Linked DNA regions of Homo sapiens: region 2 is linked to region 1. A link is a contact called in ENCODE Hi-C or POLR2A ChIA-PET data. All regions are on one chromosome and are shown on one strand. Each heading gives the region's core, a stretch centred on a gene start or an enhancer-like site at or near the end of the contact. The rest is flanking DNA. Distances are from core to core; before and after follow the strand shown.

Region 1 (6,200 bases), core at 3,342-5,841:
AGGATGAAGGCCAAGGCTCCAGAATTCTGATAAGAGAAATGGTGTCCAGGTGTCTGGGGACCAGAGGCCACAGGTAGAACTAACTACATATTGGTCCCCTAAGAATAAATAGACTGTGCTTGTCCTGGTGGATACTGGAACCGAATGTACTCTCACATATGTTAACGTTTATCAGTTCCAAGGGTCTATAACAGCAATAGATTGGTGGGGGCCATGAAAGTCAGGCAAGTTGACTAGTGTGACAAGTTGAGAGACTGCCACCAAAACTGTATTTAGTATACACAGCTCCCATCCCAGAATACCTTTTGGGAATGGCTATATTATCATGCCTGACCCTCCAAACAACTGCTGGGGGATTCCGACTGAGAATTGGGTGTGAAGCATGTGATTGGGAGAATGAGAAATGGGCACCAGGACAGTTGCCAGTCCCAGGGTGAGTAGTAGCTCTGAAGCAGTACCGTCTGCCGCAGGGCATGATGAGATCACAGGGCTGTTAAGGAGCTAGCCTGGGTAGGCATTAGAAGGCCAGCACTCAGCCCATACGGCAGCCCTATGTGGCCTGTGTAGAAGCATGATGGGACGTGGAGAATGAAAGTAGATGACCAGGAATTAAATAAGATGGTCCCCTCAATGTATGCAGCTATTCCCAATATCACCTCCTGTATTAGGCCATTCTTGCATTGCCATAAAGAAATACCTGAAAAGGGGTAATTTATAAAGAAAAGAGGTTTAATGGACTCATAGTTCTACAGGCTTTGCAGGAAATGTGCTGGCATCTGCTCAGCTTCTGGGGAGGACTGAGGAAGCTTACAATATGGTGGAAGGTGAAGCGGGAGGCACATCACATGGCCAGAGCAGGAGCAAGAGGAGTAGGAAGGGAAGTGCCACACACTTTTAAACAATCAGATCTCATGAGAACTCACTGTCAGAGGACAGTTTCAAGGGGATGGTACTAAACCCTTCATGAGAAATCCACCCCCATAATCCAATCACCTCCCACCAGGCCCCACCTCCAACAATGGGGATTACATTTCAACATGAATTCTGATGTGAACACAGATCCAAACCATATCACCTCCCTCCTGATGAGGACAGGAGAGGCCCTGGGCACATACCATTTTGTTATCGATTTAGCCAATGCCTTCTTCAGCATCCCCATTTCCGCAGAGAGTCAAGGCCAACATGCATTCACCTGGGAAGGAGAATAGACCTTTACCCTCTTATCCTAGGAAACTGTCCCAGAGGGGGTATGTGGTTTCCATTACGTTGATGATACCATGCTAACTTCAGAGTCTTTTCCAGTTTACAAACTATGCCCCAACCCTGCTGCCTCAATCGGCCAACAGAGGGTGAGCAATTGGCACAAAGTCCAGGGTCCACGCTTGTCAGTCAAATACTTGGATGTCATCTGGTCAGGTGAGACTAAAGTCATTCTGTGTGTGGTTATGGATATGGTGCAGGCTTATCCACATCCCACTGCACCAAAGCAGAGTAAACCTTCCTAGGCCTTCTAGGGTAAGGGCTTCCTTCTATTCCTCATCTGGCCCAATTCCTTAGGCCCCCATACCACTTAGTCAAGAAAGGCGCCTGCTAGGAGGGGCCCACGAGAGAGGATGCAGCTTTTGAATGAGCTAAAGCTGCAGTGAAACAAACACAAGCCTTGTGGGTTCTAGTGCAGGGACAATCCCTGAATTAGATGTGGCCGGTTATCCTGAGGGGTCTGAGTGGGGCATGTGGCAAAGGCAAGGACATAAAACTTGTGCCTTTAGGATTCTGGTCCCGGGGGCTGAAGGTGGATTACAATGTCATGGGGCAACAACTCTGCTGCATGTCATGTCTTGCAACTAGTGGAGGATGGTGTGGAGGGTGTCCTCATGCTGATGCACACTCAGAACCCCATGGCAGGTTGGCTGGAGGATGCTTTTCAGAGACTGAGGTCTGGGAATACCCAGACACAGACTGTGGCCAGATGCCATGCATGCCTGCAACAGAAGAGCACATTGACTGGTAGCCCCTTGAGCACCAAGTTCCATTTGGTGCTTGGCCCTGTCACTTTATGTCACAACTGAAGGACAGTCTTTGACAGAGACCACTGGACTCTACAGGTTCCCCCCTTCATACAGGAGGACAGGGCCCAATTCCTGACACACCTTTGCCCCAGCCTGGGGCTCAAGGCAACCTGCTGTTGCCCTTACCACATGACCTGCCCACCAGGGACCACATCATTAAGTAGCCCCAGAAATAGCAAACCAGCCCCTACCAGTTCAGTTTTCTCACCCCATGGGGGAAGGGCCTAAAACAGGTGATATAGGTCACACCTATTTTGTACCCTACTCGCACTCTGGGATGGTGAGTCCCCTTGTGCAGGGGGCCGATCATCCTCTCATTGTGGAACATTGCAGTGTCCTGGTATCTTGCTCTGGCCTTCTGCCACGTGTCACAGAAGGGGAAAAATCCATTTGGACAATAAACCAGGCATCAGACCAGGGGTGGTGTTCTCTCAGAAAGACATAATGATATGGTTTGGCTGTGTCCCCACCCAAATCTCACCTTAAATTGTAATAATCCTCACACATCAAGGGTGGGGCCAGTTGGAGATAATTGAATCATGGGGGTTGTTTTCCTGATACTGTTCTCATGGTAGTAAGTCTCACAAGTCCTGATGGTTTTATAAATGGGAGTTCCCGTGCACAAGCTCACTCTTGTCTGCTGCCACGTAAGACGTGCCTTTACTCCTCCTTGCCTTCTGCCATAATTGTGAGGCCTCCCCAGCCATGTGGAACTGTGAGTCAGTTAAACCTTTTTTCTTTATAAATTACCCAGTCTTGGGTATGTCTTTATTATCAGCATGAGAACAAACTAATACATACAACTTCCTGTGTCTTGCTAAATGGCCATGTTTCTTGCACCCACTAAACATCTCACCATCCACCCGTTGATGGTGTGCAGCAAACTTCTTTGCCAACTGGCCACAGAAGATGGCCTTTCTTGAGAACAAAACAGAATTTCAGGCCTGCAGAGAGCTGCCCCCTCCTCCTCCACAGGCCTGCCATGGCGCATCCAAGATCTACTCCCTAGTGCTTGGATGAGCTTCGTCATTATTGTGTTTGTTGTTCTTTTTGTAGTTGTAGATTGTATTGCTGCTGCTGGCACCTGGCTGCAATGCTCCTCAGCATACCTGGCCCAAGGAAAATTGCCGAAAAATGGCATGATAAGAATGTGAGAGCCATGCAAAGTTATGCTGGGTTGGAATGTATGGTAAACTCACCTGATGGCAATGACTTGAGCATGGCCTTAGAATGATGCTGTATGGCTGATTCACCTGAATGTGTGTTCCGAGCCAGGGAATCCAGGAGTGGCCAATCCAAAGATTCCTTCCTTGTCTATGAGAAACATCTGAGCCCCCAGTCTGTCCTGAGGGACATGGGCTGTCCAGGGGATGGAGGCCCTGAGTTTTGGGTTGGATGAAGGTTGCTTAGGTTTTCACTACTTACCCTGCTCAAGGAGTCTTGACTCCTTCCTGATTTGAGGACCCATCTTCCTGGAAGAAAAAATATATATATGCAACAAAACATAGGATTTGGGAAATTATTCAAATAGTTTCTGAGTTGAAGAGAATTCCACTTGCCCTCATCAGTTATATTTACAGCACAATGAGCTCAGTTCTCCTTATTTTACAGACAAACTGACGTGTAACTGAAAAATGATGTTCAGAAAGTACTGTTGCATTGGGCCTGCTGATTTGATGACATGGAAAGTCCTGACCACATCCAAATCCATTGCCCTTCTTCAGATCTGTCCCATTAAAATGTCCGAGGGCCCACGATGCTCATCTCTATTTAAATATTTTGTTGTTCCTTTGGGACATAAATAGGAAAGGTTTCTCAAAATTTCAGCTGACTACACTCAGATCCCCTCATGCCAGACCTCACATACTATGATGTAGCATTTTGTAGATAACATGGACAGACACCCACCCTGTCTGCCTGATGTAGTAAATAACTTTACCCGTCCGCTGATCTTGGATTTGACTGCTGATGCTTGCCTGAAGCCTGGGTACTCTCCAGCCTGTCAGTTCAGCTGGGATGATACTAATGAAGCTGTAGCTACAAACTCAGCTCCCCTGGGGACTCATTAGCTTCAGCAGGAAAAAAAAAAATGTTCTAAATTTTCCTCATAGCCCCAGCCATCTATTTTGGAAGCACACCCACTGGGGAACAAGGGGCATTCTACATCATTCTCCCTGTATGTAATCCCTCTTCTTCCCAACAAAGCTTCTTGCATGAGAGGTTTAGACTCGCCAAGCCACCTTATCTCTCAGTTATTTCTTAACTGTCTGGATTTCTTCCTCTTTCCAACATCATTGAAACAATTCCTGCTAAAACCATCAGCAATCGGCTAACTGCCCTGAAATAAGGACTTTTCAGGGCCAATCCATTTCTCCAGAGAGGAAAGAAGAAAAGACAAACATAGTTCCTTCAAAGAAGATAAATGAGCCCTAGTGGATGCTATGCAGCCAGAGTCCTCCCAGCTGCTGGGACATCTGGGGGCTGAAAGCTATCAGCTGAGTTGCTCTTTGGCATCTGTGTCAGCTAAGGAACTTGTTGCTGTCTTGCCCAGTTTTTTGCCTTTCTTGGGACAGCCAGCATCCAATAACTGGTTGTTGGGACATGGGTATAAAAGTCCAGCCCTCTTGCCTTAAATCATGACAACTCTGAAGGGCCATTCTTGTTCCCAAGCTCCTTGTAGGATCAACTGAAAACTTTGTTGTTACTGCCCTGATATGACATCATCCCTTGAGGAGACTGGCCATATAGTGACAATGTGAGTATATTGGTCGCTATAGGACATGAGTCCTATATAACATCACATTGGACCAAAGAACATTATTACGGTATCTCTGGGTCCCATTACTTACCACACTTTTCAGAAGCTAGAGGCCTGATAGAGCAATAGCATGGACTTTTGAAGGTGCAATTAAGGTGCTGACTTGGAGATTATACCCTGCAAATGTGCCCCCTCCCCCAAGATTCAACATATATTCTAAATCAGTTACGATTCTACAATGTTGGGTCTCCAGTATGCAGAATACACATATCCAGAACCAAGGGGTGGAAGGAGAAGTGGCTCTGGCCACCCTCGTGCCCAGCTATGTACATAAGTCTAGTTTCTGTGGATTAAAAGGTCCTAGTTCCCAGGGTGGAAATACCTGCACCAAAAGGCAAAGCAAGAGTCCCATTAAACTTTAAGCTACTAGGCTGTACCAAGGCACTTCAGGTTTCTCATGACAAGAGACAAGAAGGCAAAGCAGGTTTTCCCCATCTTGGGAGGAGTGCTTGATTCTGATCCTCAAGAGGGAGTAAGGCTGCACAGTGGGAAGAAGGAAGAATATGTTGGGCACCCAGGTGACCCACTAGCGTGTCTCTTCACGCTTCCTTGCTCGATTTTGACAGTGAACGGATACATGCAGCAGCCACAGCCTGAGAAGGGCATATTGAGCAGTGTTCAGACCCCTCAGGGTTGAGAGTCTGGGTCATTTACTGAGTGAACCACCTAAACCAGCAGAAGAGACAGCTGAGGGTGAGATACACCTAGCATGGCAGATCAAGTGTGACTTCAAGACCACCTATAGTGATGAAGCCTGTCACTCATCCCATTCACCTTTTTCTTGTAGGTTTTCTCAGGGAAAGAGATCAACCAGAATTCTGAGGGAGTTGTTTCCACGACTTGTTACATGAAAAAAATCGGATCCCAGCAGCACAGGGGGTGGACTGGAAAGCATGTTTTAATGCAGCACCCAGATCCTCCCTCTCAGGGTGGTCACCCATTCACCTAATTGCTTGGAGTGGTGGTAGCTGAAGACTTTCAGTTCGGTTGCCCTCCAGAAATTGTCCTATGTTAAGTAGAGCAACCCCACACCAGAGAATGCTGTCTTTTCACTTGCAGTGCATGTCCAGTGACTGCTTCATCCTAGGAAGGTATAAAGAACCAGCTCCTCTAAGCTGGGCGAGGTGGCTCATGACTGTAATCCCAGCACTTTAGGAGGCCAAGGCAGGCAGATCACTAAGGCCAGGAGTTTGAGACCAGTCTGGCCAACATGGTGAAACCCCGTATCTACTAAAAATGTAAAAATTAGCTGGGCATGATGGCGCATGCCTGTAATCCCAGCCACTCTGGAGGCTGAGGCATGAGAATCACTT
Region 2 (6,373 bases), core at 3,292-5,791, 120 kb before region 1:
CTGTGCTCTTGAATCAATTCCAAAAACCAGGGGCAGGCCTGGCTACATAATTTTCAGGCCCCCAGTGCAAAATGAAAATGCTGTCCTGTTTCTTCAAATACTTATTAAGGATTTCAAGACAGTGACAATTGAACACGAAAACAAGTTAAAAGAGTCTAAGCATGGGTCCCGGGGTGACCGGTGAAACCAGCCCTGCATGGGGGCCTACTATACAGTAACACATCTGCGCACACTAAGCCAACACAAGACATTACCATTCAACAGCAGCAAATAAAATGGCGGCACCTACCACGTGCCAGGCATTTCTCTAAGTGCTTTGTGTATAATATCACATTTAACTTGTGAAATAAGTACTCTTCTTATTCTCATTTTGCAAATAAGGAAACTAAGGCACAGATAGATTTAGTAACTTGCCAAGATTATATAGCTAGTGAGACAAAGATCCAGGATTCGAACACGCAGAGTCTGGCTGCAGAATATAGACCTGTAACTCCTAATGTGATCCTGTTTCCCTAATGTTGCTTGGCTTGTTTTGAGGATTAAATGAGAAAATATTGCGAAGGTGTTTGTTAATTTCATGTTATACATATTGAGCATCTACTGTGTATCAGGCATTGTTCTGAACCTATTTTAGCTCATTTAATTTTCAAAACTGTCATATGGATATGTATAATTATTAATGTTGAGGGAACCACAGAGTAGAGAGACACTAAGTAAATTGCCCAAAGACACACAGCAAGTGAGATATTGAGCCAGGGTTTGAAATATGAAAGTAAGTAGAAAATAAGTAATAAAAAATGAGAACATTCATTGTTATTCAGTTATATGTATTATACAGTTATTATATAATCATAAGAAATGTTGTGCTTTCTTGTAGGAGGGTTCTGAAAGCATTATCTTTAAAAAATTTCTTTTAGGATGGAAAGAGAATGAAAGAGTATAGTTAGAATCAGAAGACACAATAAAAGTAGGCTCTTGCTTATGTGGTATTCACATTTTATGGAAAAACAAGGAGCCCTTACATTTTCTGGGTCTGTAACTCATGTCTTACTTTTTTTTATGACGTTGAAATTGATTCTCTAGTACAATGTAAATAAGGAGGCTTTCCTTTTTCTCAGTTTTCCTCCATTTTCTTACTAATTAAACTTGCCATAAGGGTAATGATTAATCTTTCTCAACCACCAACTACCCTGCCCCCATCTGTGTTGAGCAGAATTTCCACACTGTTTGAAATGCTCATTCTCTGGTGCTGTAAAGAAATAGCACTTGAACATAAACTTAATTTATTTAGTAAGCCATTTTTACTTCCTGCAGAAAGTGTACACTCACCAGCAGTTTTGCCACGAGAGTACAGCGAGCAAAGGAGATAGGGTCATTTATAACCTGACGGGTCTACCTTACTGCTGTGTCCGGTTTCCATTGGCTGGAACGGGACCTCACATTCTGTATTCATCCTGATTGGCTAGCAACTTAGAACTTTTTAAAAGAGGCAAAGGTAGAGGAGAACAAAGGAAGGAGGAAGTAACTTGTGGAATGCTGAGAAAGATAAAAACGCTTTTCAATAAGGAAGAGAAACAGGCTATAACCGAATGCTTGCTTGGACCAGTATAAGCACGCCAGGGCAAATATTTAGGCTAAATTGTGGGAGCTAAGGACATAAAGTACATTGATTTCTTTATTATGGCTAGCAGAGATTTAAGAATGTTAGCACAGGTCTTTGAATAAATTTTGCTTTTAAGAGAAGTTATTATTTATTCCTAATTAGATGGGGGAGGAAAGTCTTTGAAGAGGAACCTCTATTTTACATTTTACAACACTGTGCAAAGATTATCTTTCAAAGGAAAAGCCTGGACCAAAAGTGTGCGTGTACAGAGACAGCGAGTTCATGGGTAAAAAGATTGTCTCCTCGTGAAAACTTAGCGTACAAATCTTTTCTGCCTCTTGCCACAAAGTGTGCACTATTTAATTTACCAAGACATAGACCAGACATCAAACCCCCAGTGGATGTTTTCACTTTTATTGCCTATTAGTGAGCATCGGTGAGCTGTTGAACATTAGCCAACACAGATAATGAAATCACCTTTTTCTGAAAGCAGGGGTTGATCTCAAACTACTCTTTATGTTATTCCCAGCCTCCTGTGAACCCCATCACAGTGATTGTGTGTATTAAGCAGAGAGTGATTGAGAACCTGTTAATGCCTTGTGGGAGAAGCAGAGGAATCAAAGCTTCAGGTTTTTGGAAATCTGTGATTGAAAAGCGACATGTATCCTCAGACACCTGATAAACACCATGGGAAGTACAAGGACAGGGTCTAGGAGAGAAATCCCTTTCACTAGAGGTTTCAAAATGGAGAGAAGGGGCTGTGAGCTGATCCATGCAACCGCTAAGAGACCTAATGTCTTACGTGCCTTCTGCACTTTTTAAAATTTTCCCAGATCTTTCTCATCAATGTAAAGCGCATCTAAGTATTTTCATATCAGATTCCATCCATGCTCAGGAATCACTTGTAATCACGAGGTATTTTACCGAACTTTCCATGATTTAGCTTATAGGAAGAGAAGGAGAAATCAAAGATCACAGAGAGACTTATATTTTTAATTGCCAGGGCTCAGGCACTGTAGCATTTAAACGCTCCTGGTGACTATGGTAGCTTACCTCCAAGCTGGCTGCCATCAATGACTTTCTTCCTTGTGGCCCATGCAATTCTTCCATTGTGAGGTTGAGTCTATTTCTCCCCTTCCCTTGAATCTGGGCTGGTTTGACCAATGGAATGTGGCAGAAGTGGTGTTCTGGGAATTTGAAGGCTAGTTCAAAAGAAATCTTGCATCTCTTGCCTAATTCTCCTGGAACACTCTGGGAGCTCTGAGCTACCTACTGTGTAAGAACTCCAGCTACCCTGAGATTGTCATGCTGGAAAAGCCACCTCTAGATACCACAATGACCGTTCAGCTGAGCCCAGTGTCCCAGGCGTCCCAAACAAGCCTCTGAACATGGGATTTTATCTCGGTACTTCCAGACCAGCCCATCTGTCAGTTGAATATGTCACAGTGAACTTAGACACCACGTGGAATAGGCCATACACCCCTGTAAGTCTCGGCTGAATTCTCCATTGATAAAAGGTATGAGATATAATAAAATGGAGGTTGTTTTAACTCACTACGTTTTAAGGTAATTTATTACAAAACAGTAAAGACTGGATCAGTGTCCAATCAGATCTCTAAGAAAATGTTGGTTTCACTGTATGTTTATAAAACAGAACAGACTTTATGTAATGTCATGTAATGGATCCCCATATTTCACAGATAAGAAAACTGAGGTTTAAAGAGCCAAGCAGCCATCCAGGATTCCCTCTTTCTCTTTCATGACTTTTTTCTTTAATTAACCTTGGCTGCTCTTAGAATAAATTAGAAAATTTATTAATGTTATCCTTGAATCCATCAATAATGTAAACAAATCTGAAATGGCTGGGAAGAGCAAATATGAAGAAATGGAAACGGTCTACCTAATTTGTCTTGTAGCCCCAGCATAGGGTTCAACACAATTTTAGGTACTCAATGAATTATCATTGAATAAACAAACAAAACAGTGAATGAATAAGTGAAAGGTCTTCTCTAAGTAAACTGAGAGTTTTGCAACTCAGTAGTTCTGTGTGTGATTCACTTTATCTACTCTATTTTTCACAATTAATTCATCTGACGCTTTTGATGATTCATCTGGCCTTTTGACAGATGACCCCTGGGGTGGCAACTAGTAAACATGTATTTGTCTCAGAATCCATGACTCTGTGGCATGGCTTTATGAAGATCAGAATGCCTGTCTCTGCCAGAACTCCATCTCTTACAAAGAAAATGGCTCTTCCTGGAAGCCGCCCTTCTCCATATCATGTACCATATTTCCTTTTCGGTGCTGCCTCTTCTCTGGAGGTCCTGCTGGCCACATGATAATTCAGACAAGAAATGGCTCACTTTTTTTCCTGTGAGTAAATTCACTTTTCATGATTGTTTTGTACCACTTTGGAGTCCAGTTATTTGGATGGAAGAGCTGAAAGTGACCCAACGAGGGAAGTATATGGTATTTGTTCGTGTCATATTTATGTGTATTCAACACAGAGGGCTGGAAATGACAAGAGTCCTGCTTATGGGGAACTTACGTTCCCAGTAAAAGAACAAACTACTTTTGGATTCTGTTTCTCCAAGTCAATTGGTCCTTTGGAGATTGAACAGCACATTAAAAAAAAAAAAAAAACAAACACAAAACCACTCACTGGTCATTAAGCTAGGAGAGCCCTTCTCCCAAGTCAACATCAAAACTCATGTTTATTCATATTACAAATCATAATACAGTGAAACTTCAGAATGGCAGTGCCCATAGCCTAGGGCAGGAAGTTGAATTTAGGAACTGGGAGGCAAACAGTTCTTTGGCTAGACTTCGTTGATTGGGGTATCCTGCAGAAAGACACCCTTGACCTTTTGACCTTTGACCCCCTGGGAATACTGAGTCTGCAGCTGCTGCATCTCCTGGGCTCTCCCCCAAGAAGCAGAGCTCTGAAGGTCCCTTGTGAACAGACAATGTGCTCTTATCCAAGAGGGATGAGATTGCCTCTTTTCAGGGAAACAGTCCAGGGCCCCTGTCTTTCAGGGAAATTACTGAATCATAGCCAAACTACAAAAATCAACTGCTAAAATAGCCTCAGAAAAATCTTTTTTTAAAAAAATAAGTAAATGCAATTCAAGAGACATTGGAGTTTTTAGAGCTCAGCTCCCATTTCTGCCGGGACATCCATTGCCAATAGAGGACCTGGGAGGCACCAGTGCTGTGATTCTGAGCTCACCAGCTGGGTCTTTCAGGGGCCAGTTGCACACCAGCCCCCCAATGCCAGCCAGTGAAAACCATTCTTCATCCTTTCGGCAAGTAAATATTCACCAAAAGCAGGACTAGATGCCAGACATTGTGCTATGCTCTGGGGAATAGAGTTAGTATAAAGAAGACACATGGTTCCTGCCCTCATGGTACTTACAGTCTTTTGGAAGAGAGAAATATTAATCAAACAATCCCTTAAACAACATATAGTTGTAACTGTGATAAGTGTTAAAAAGACACTAAATGACCAACTGTATAAAGGGGATTTGACCAGTCAGTGAGGGCAGGTGAGTCAGCTTGGAGTAAGAGAAATTTGAGCTGAGCTTTCAGATAAGCTGAATAGTGTTTAACTAAATGATAAGTGGAGGGGGTAGTATTCCAGCCAGACAAACAGCATATGCAAAGGCCCTGCAGCAACAGACAGAACATGAGAGGGATGAAAGTTTAAGGGATAGAAGATGGCCAGAAAGGGTGGTGTGGAATAGCAGGCATGGAGATGACTGTGTAGAACCCTCTAAATCACACTAACCAGTCCTGTCTTTATGACTTCAAGCTAGGGGAAGTAGCATATATGACATAGTCAGATTAGGGTTTGAAAAACCAGGTGACTTGCTTGCTAGACCCAGTGGAGCAGCTGGTATCAGTTGACCGTGAGGAAGTTGAGCCCCATGCTTTGACCATAGGCATCAATTTCCAGCCACAAAGAACCTTGTAGGACTCAAGTACCTACTGTGTCTCCCTTGTCTTCCATTACTTCCTGACCCTTCTCTTTCTTCTCCGCTCCCAAACCCTTTTGTCTAAACCAATATGCTGATCAGCCAGCTCCTTCTAATCCTAATCTCTTCCCCAAAGATTCCCTCTGGCTTCTTGCCTGTAAATGAAGCCTGGGTATCCTTTGAGGACACAGCTTCCAATGTGGCTGCCTCAGGCTGATGTCCTTTTATCTCTTCCAGCCCCACATATCACAAGTGCAGGAAGGCAGGATGGAACTCTTCCTTACCTGCAAATGCTACTACTTCCAGCTGCTTGTTCCCAGTCCCTTCTTGTTCAATCCCCTCTTCCTTTGAAATGCAAATAATCTTGCTTAAGCACTTTTTCCCTTCACCAGGGAGTCAACTACCAAGCTCCAGGTCACTCCTTCTTATCTCCAACATCCTCTTGGAAGATCCAGCCAAGACACTCATCTTCATCTACATCAGTGATCTTTTTTTCACTACTCTACCTCAGCCACCTGCTCTTAAAGTCAAAACCAGATTGTGTCAGCAGCAGACACCTTTTCAATCCCACCCTGTATCATTTCTTAGTGCTTGTTCAAATAGCCCCACTGGGGCCATTCTTTGACCACATTGTGACTGCTGAGCCATTGGCGTGACTTCTTTCTTTCTCCCTAGGTCTCTGCCAGTCTTCACTATGCTCTTTATCAGGACTGGATTTCACAATCCATCCCTGTGGGCAGGACATTGAATCAGATGCTCCCAGGGAGGCATCCAGTCATAGTATGAGGCAAAAAGA

Evidence for each region. Hi-C counts contacts between places; a loop is a spot of excess contacts on that map. ChIA-PET counts read pairs that join two places held with the same protein, here RNA polymerase II (POLR2A). Pooled maps may share reads with other maps.
Region 2: a loop to region 1 is called in a map of cardiac septum, with 2.7 times the contacts of the local background. The contact joins two enhancer-like sites. A Hi-C loop is called at or near these places in 2 of 168 maps with a recorded cell type or tissue (cardiac septum and naive thymus-derived CD4-positive, alpha-beta T cell) and 2 of 50 pooled maps. POLR2A ChIA-PET finds 5 or more read pairs at or near these places in 4 of 52 experiments (HCT116, MCF 10A, OCI-LY7 and 1 more).

Annotation. Positions count from the first base shown.
Region 1 is chr2:224,070,967-224,077,166 of GRCh38, reverse strand. No RefSeq gene overlaps it. Among named protein-coding and RNA genes, the nearest start is that of SERPINE2, 35 kb to the right of the region's middle. Within about 2 kb of position 4,591, at least 3 of the 41 ENCODE cell types and tissues checked have a DNase peak (open chromatin) inside an H3K27ac peak, as active enhancers do.
Region 2 is chr2:224,194,304-224,200,676 of GRCh38, reverse strand. No RefSeq gene overlaps it. Among named protein-coding and RNA genes, the nearest start is that of SERPINE2, 160 kb to the right of the region's middle. Within about 2 kb of position 4,541, at least 2 of the 41 ENCODE cell types and tissues checked have a DNase peak (open chromatin) inside an H3K27ac peak, as active enhancers do.